Linked DNA regions of Mus musculus: region 2 is linked to region 1. Evidence: chromatin contacts called from ENCODE Hi-C or POLR2A ChIA-PET data. All regions are on one chromosome and are shown on one strand. Each heading gives the region's core, a stretch centred on a gene start or an enhancer-like site at or near the end of the contact. The rest is flanking DNA. Distances are from core to core; before and after follow the strand shown. Region 1 holds the start of Tex9 (testis expressed gene 9). Region 2 holds the start of 4930509E16Rik (RIKEN cDNA 4930509E16 gene).

Region 1 (2,700 bases), core at 3-2,502:
AGCACAAGGCTCAAATATCTCCACATAGTCCCTCATTTGTTCCTGTCTCCTTTTAGTTACAGTGACCTTAGTGCGTAGGAGAGGGTATCTTACACTGGTTTTGGGTTTCATCTATCTGAAGACCCACACTACTGAGCATCTTTTTATATGTTTTAGTTATCTGTGTATTGTCTTTGGATAAATGCCTATAAAAGGCCCCTTAGTGGTTTTTTTGTTTTGTTTTGTTTTTTGTTTTTCAAGACAGGCTTTCTCTGTGTAGCCCTGGCTGTCCTGGAACTCACTTTGTAGACCAGGCTGGCCTGGAACTAAGAAATCTGCCTGCCTCTGCCTCCCTGAGTGCTGGGATTAAAGGCATGCACAACCATGCCCGGCTCCTTAGTGTTTTTCTTTTTTTATTCTAATCGTTCTTTATATGTTGTTCAGACAGTTGCTTATTTTTCTGGGGGCATAGCAAAAAAAAAAAAAAAAAAAATCTCCGAATTCAGACAGTTCACACACATGGTGCTTATGGATAGGTTTTCATTTAGCTATGATGTGGAATTCCTTTTTGAATCTGGTGTGAAATATCAACCGTACTTTGTTCTTTTATGTGGGGACATGCAATTGCCTCCCATTGGTGCAGAACCCTCTATTCCTCTTGAATGACCTTGGCGTCCTTTAAATGGGAAGGCTTATTTCTAGACTCTCAGTTTCATCCCCAAACAATCAGATGCTGCCCTGTGTTGCCCTGGGTCTTAAGCATGAGATCATTTACATCTCAGTTACTAGGTGCTGTTGATGCTATTCTTAGTCCTGCCTTGCAGAGGAAGTGGTTTATATCTGTGAATGGTATGTCTGGACTCAAACATGCGCCAAAATTGACTGCCTGAGCTCTTAGCCGTGGCGTGAGTAAATATTCACAATCAGAAGTATAGAACGGCACTGAAAAATCCATTTTAGCAAAAACTACTGTGAGTGGGATTGGCCTACTGGGCTGGAGAAACACTCCCAGAAAGGGGCTTATACTTGCGTGTTGTCTGCGTGGTGGGCTCTGAAACCCTTCCATCTCCAGGCAGAGGACTCGCAGGTTTGTGGATTAAAGCGCTAGTCTCAATGGGTGAAGGGAACCCAGGAGCTGCTGGTCAAAGCCTATGCAAAAGCTGTTCGAGGTGGAGACAGAAGAGGCTGCCCTTTGGCGGGAGGCTGCCCGAGACCTGAGAACTCTCGCGGGAAGATGTACGGTCACCACGGCAACCGCATCGCCCCGGGGTTGGTAAAGATGGCGGGGCGAAGTGTTAGAGTGCCGGTGAGTTCAACCCCAGACTACTGACCAGTGGTTGGGCTGCGGGCTGGCGGGCGGGACGGACGGACACCGGACTCTCTTGAACTTGAGCTCTGCAACTCTGTCTGCAGAGACGCGGTTCTGCAGGTACCCAGTCGCGCGGGCAGCTTGCAGCTGGACGGGACCTCCTCGCCCGGGAACAAGAGTACAAGTGAGCATCCCTCATATTTCCAGGGCGGTTACTGGGGTGCCTTTCCTGCAGGTTGGCTGCATATAGGGACCCTCTCTTTCTCCTCATTACCCCTTAGCCTTGGCTCTTTCACAGTAGTAGCCTGAGAAAATATTTGTAGGGGCAAAACTGTAGTCCACAACCGTGTTGGAAGGCAGGAGGGTTCACATGGAAGTGGCTTGGAGCACAGGAATTGCCGCCGAGAGGGAAATCCCCAGATTTTGAGGATTCTCAAAGTACTAGAGTTTACTTTGCACAAATTTCTTGGAGGCTTGTTTTCCAAATGAAAAGCTCCTGTCTATAGTGGGGTCCTGTGTGTGTGTGTGTGTGTGTGTGTGTGTGTGTGTGTGTGTGTGTGTGTGTGTAGAAGAATGATATCCCTTCCTTGTCTTGTTCTCTGACAATTACAAAGCTCTTGAAAACACAGGCTTCACGATGTCTGCCTACCCCCACTGCCCTTCCCCAAGTTTCTTGCAGAGGCCAGAACGATCTTTTCATTTTCGTTTCATTGCACTGCTTGGAACTGCATTTAGTTGTTGTCATTGCCCCTGCAAAGTTTTGGCAACTCTGGCACTTTCATTTAACCTGCGTGTCGGCTCTTACATAGTGTGGAACTCTTCGGTCACAAGGGACGTGGGTCTTTCTTTCCTCTCTTTTCGAGGGAATCACACTTGCCTTCGGACTGTAAAACTCAGAGGGGCCTCTGACAGTGCTGATCAGGGCCCTAGTTGTTTAATAATTTTTTTTGCAATTAGCATATTTTGTTAAAATAAACTCACATGATGGCTTTTTTTTCTCCCCGAGACAGGGTCACGACACAGCTGTGGCTGTCCTGGACCTCACAGAGCTCCTATCTGCTCAGCCTCTAGAGTGTTGGCATTAAAGGCATGCACCACCATACCCAGCAATAGTTTACTTTTCTATATTCTGCCGCCTCTCCTGGACTCTGAACTCCACTAGGGCAGAGATTATGTCTGCTTTATTTGCCATTTTATTTACCCTTTTTTTTTTTTTTTTTTTTGGTTTTTCCAGACAGGGTCTCTCTGTGTAGCCCTGGCTGTCCTGGAACTCACTCTGTAGACCAGGCTGGCCTCGAACTCAGAAATCCACCTGCCTCTGCCTCCCAAGTGCTGGGATTAAAGGCGTGGGCCACCATGGCCCGGCTTCGCTTATTTTTTTTTTTAAGTATATTTTAACTTTTAAAATTGAA
Region 2 (2,700 bases), core at 67-2,566, 40 kb before region 1:
GTGTGTCTAAGGAGACCAGGGGTGGGTGCAACCTTCCCCCGTCCAGAGGTGGCACAGCCATGCACCCGGCTCTGGAAACCCACCTTCAATGAATGCATTAGCCTCCCCTTCGGATGCCGCCGCCGCCCCCCATCCCCTTTGCAGCAGCAATGTGCCTAGGCTGTTCTACCCCAGCGATGGAGGATCCTCTTACCAGATGGAGTTCTTGATCTTGTGTTGCAGAGCGTTGGCCTCTGTCCCTGGCAGCCCGGGCACAAGGGCTGGCAGAGCCACCCCGGGGTTGGGGGCGCTGAGGGGAAGCTGCTGAGGGGCATCGAGCTGCTGTGGTGGCGGCTGTTGTTGTTCCTCTGCCATCGCTGCTGGAGGGGAGGGAGGGAAGATGGGGGCGCGGGGAAGGGTGAGGGAAGAGACGCGGAGGGGAGGACGACGAGGGGAGGAGGAGGGGGAGGGGAGGAAGAGGAGGAGGAGGGGGAGGAAGAGGAGGAAGGAAGGAAGCTGGATAAGCTAGGCCTATACCCCAGGGCTCGAGTGAGTCGCTTTCTCCGGCCGCCTGAGGGACATCCCCGGGGAGACCGCGCGGCTCCTCGCGGCTCTCGTCACGGTTCCTCTCCCGGTTCTCCTCGCGGTTCTCGTCACGGTTCCTCTCCCGGTTCTCCTTACGGCCCCGCGCGTCACCGCGGCAGAGGCATGGCGGCGCCCCTCAGCCCCCCGTCAGCGGCCGGGGCTGGGGGGCGTCTGAAGAACGAGGTCCGTGGTCGGGCGCCCCCTCGGCCCCAAAATCCAACCCGACGGGTCTCTCGGGGGGCCTGCCTCCCCGGCCGCCCTCCCCCGGGGGCCTGGCGCCTCCGAGCTCCCCCACGCCGCTCGCTCCCTCGCTCGCTCCCGGCCCCGCCGCCGCCGCGGCCACTGCTGCCCTGCCAGCCCGGAGCAGCCCAGCGCGCGCAGCCGCACTGCGGCCCGGCGCAGACGGCACAACACCTACCGCGCGGCCGGGGGGCGTGGACGCGCGTGTGCGGGCGCGGCGCGGGGGCCGCAGGGGGGCGCGGAGCGCGCGGGGCGGAGCGGAGCGGCTACGGGCCGCGGGCCCAGGAAGCCGCGGCGGGGGCCCCGAGGGAGCGGTCGGGTGGCTGCGGCGGCCGAGGGGGTTGGGGGGGCGTGTTGGGGGCGGGGAGCGGGCTCGCGTGACGGCGGCAGGGAGTGGACCTGTGCCACCGTGCGGCGTGGAAGGGAGAATTGATCGCTTCCTAGTGTGTAAGGTGAAACGAATCTACACGCCCTCCCGCCCCCACTACACGCTCGCGAGCGTTTCCCCTCTACTAGTCAGGACTGCTTCCTCTCTCAGCCACCGGACTGAGCTGGAGCAGGTGAGAGCTTTTCGACGAGCTAGCGCAGCGAGCCTACTCGGTCTGGTCGGAAAATGGCAAGTGGCAAGCTGGTGGAAGTGCTCCTCGGTCGGGCATTCAAAGCCCTCCAAATCTGGCCCCACTTTAGCCGTCCAATCACAGCCGCCTCCATCCCCCCTGCAAGAACTCCCAGCTCCAATCAGTGAAGTCTCCATGCCATCCTCAGCGCGCAGCAGATTCATTCTTCCTTGGTGCCTTTGCCCATGCTGTTCCCCACCCCACCCCCTATGCCAGGAGTGCCCTCCCTGCTCTACACTCCCAATTCAGCCCAGGCTCGGAGACACACAGCTCAAGTCGCGGCTTGTCAGGGTCCCTGGCAGCCAAGGCCCCTCCTGTTTCTCAAAAGGAACACATGTAATACAACATGGAGGCGCGAGCTTCAGCCAAGAGCTCTTCCTTCGCAGCCATCTAAACTCACCCCAGCCAGAGACTGCCCACCATTTCGCCCCCTTCCCATTCATAGACAGCTTTGCTGGCTGAGAGTGAGACTCCCTGCCTCCAACAAATCATTCCTCTTAGAAGAGCAGAAGAATTAGCTTTTCTAGGTGGGGCTGGTCAGGAAGGCTAAGCGCCTGGGTGTAGAAGACAGCAGCCAAAGCCTCTGGCACCAGATGGAACAGCTGCACAGCTCGCACTGACCTTTCTCAGTGCCTGTGGCTGTAATGAGCCTCCCAGCCCGTAACTTCTCTGACAGTGTTTCTATCAGACTTGGCCCTGTCAGATTTTCTGGCCACTTTCCTGGATGGACTTTGAGCTAGGAGGCCCTGCCACCTTTCAGACTTCTAGTGGGTGGTGAATCTGATTGGCTTGGATTGCGTGGTCTTTTGAGTGCTCTGTTCCCTGCCTTGGCCTGAAACTCTCTTGCTTTGTCCATGTGGCCTCAGGCCTGGTTCATACAGACTGGAAGCCCATACTCTGAATGTTTGCACCTGGATGGGTGGAGGCAAGGACACCCTTGCAAAATACAGTTTCCTCCTGAGGATCCAGACTGTGTTCCAGAATGCATATTTATAATTCTGTATTCACGGGGAAGATGATATAAAAAGACAATGGGAAAAGTGGCCCAGACCCCTTTTTCTAATTTTTTTTTTTTAAACCCGAAGAGTGATGGCCTCACATTGCCACATTCGGGGAGGGGGGGGAGGGGGAGAATCAACAAAGAAAGGTAACTAGGACCTGCTAAAGACCTTAAGAAAAGGAAGTTGAGAACCGAGATGTCTTTAAAATAACTTCACTACCGGTGTCACACAGGCTGGCTTCCCGAGTGCAACTTTTCAGTTTTTAATAGGTTCCATAA

Evidence for each region. A loop is a pair of places that touch in the nucleus more often than their neighbours do. ChIA-PET counts read pairs that join two places held with the same protein, here RNA polymerase II (POLR2A).
Region 2: a loop to region 1 is called in a map of left cerebral cortex, with 4 times the contacts of the local background. The contact joins the promoter of 4930509E16Rik here to the promoter of Tex9 in region 1. A Hi-C loop is called at or near these places in 9 of 37 maps with a recorded cell type or tissue (CH12.LX, T-helper 1 cell, T-helper 17 cell and 2 more). POLR2A ChIA-PET finds 5 or more read pairs at or near these places in 4 of 5 experiments (Patski and embryonic stem cell).

The regions. Positions count from the first base shown.
Region 1 is chr9:72,490,511-72,493,210 of GRCm38, reverse strand. It overlaps Tex9 (testis expressed gene 9), which reads left to right and starts at 1,252. Exons shown (of 12, transcript NM_009359.4): 1 at 1,252-1,285; 2 at 1,393-1,472. The coding sequence starts at 1,259. The region is part of intron 1 of Gm33004 (a long non-coding RNA gene); the gene reads right to left.
Region 2 is chr9:72,530,474-72,533,173 of GRCm38, reverse strand. It overlaps 4930509E16Rik (RIKEN cDNA 4930509E16 gene), which reads left to right and starts at 1,316. Exons shown (of 3, transcript NR_045735.1): 1 at 1,316-1,364. Rfx7 (regulatory factor X, 7) reads right to left here and starts at 934. Exons shown (of 9, transcript NM_001033536.1): 1 at 194-934. The coding sequence starts at 354.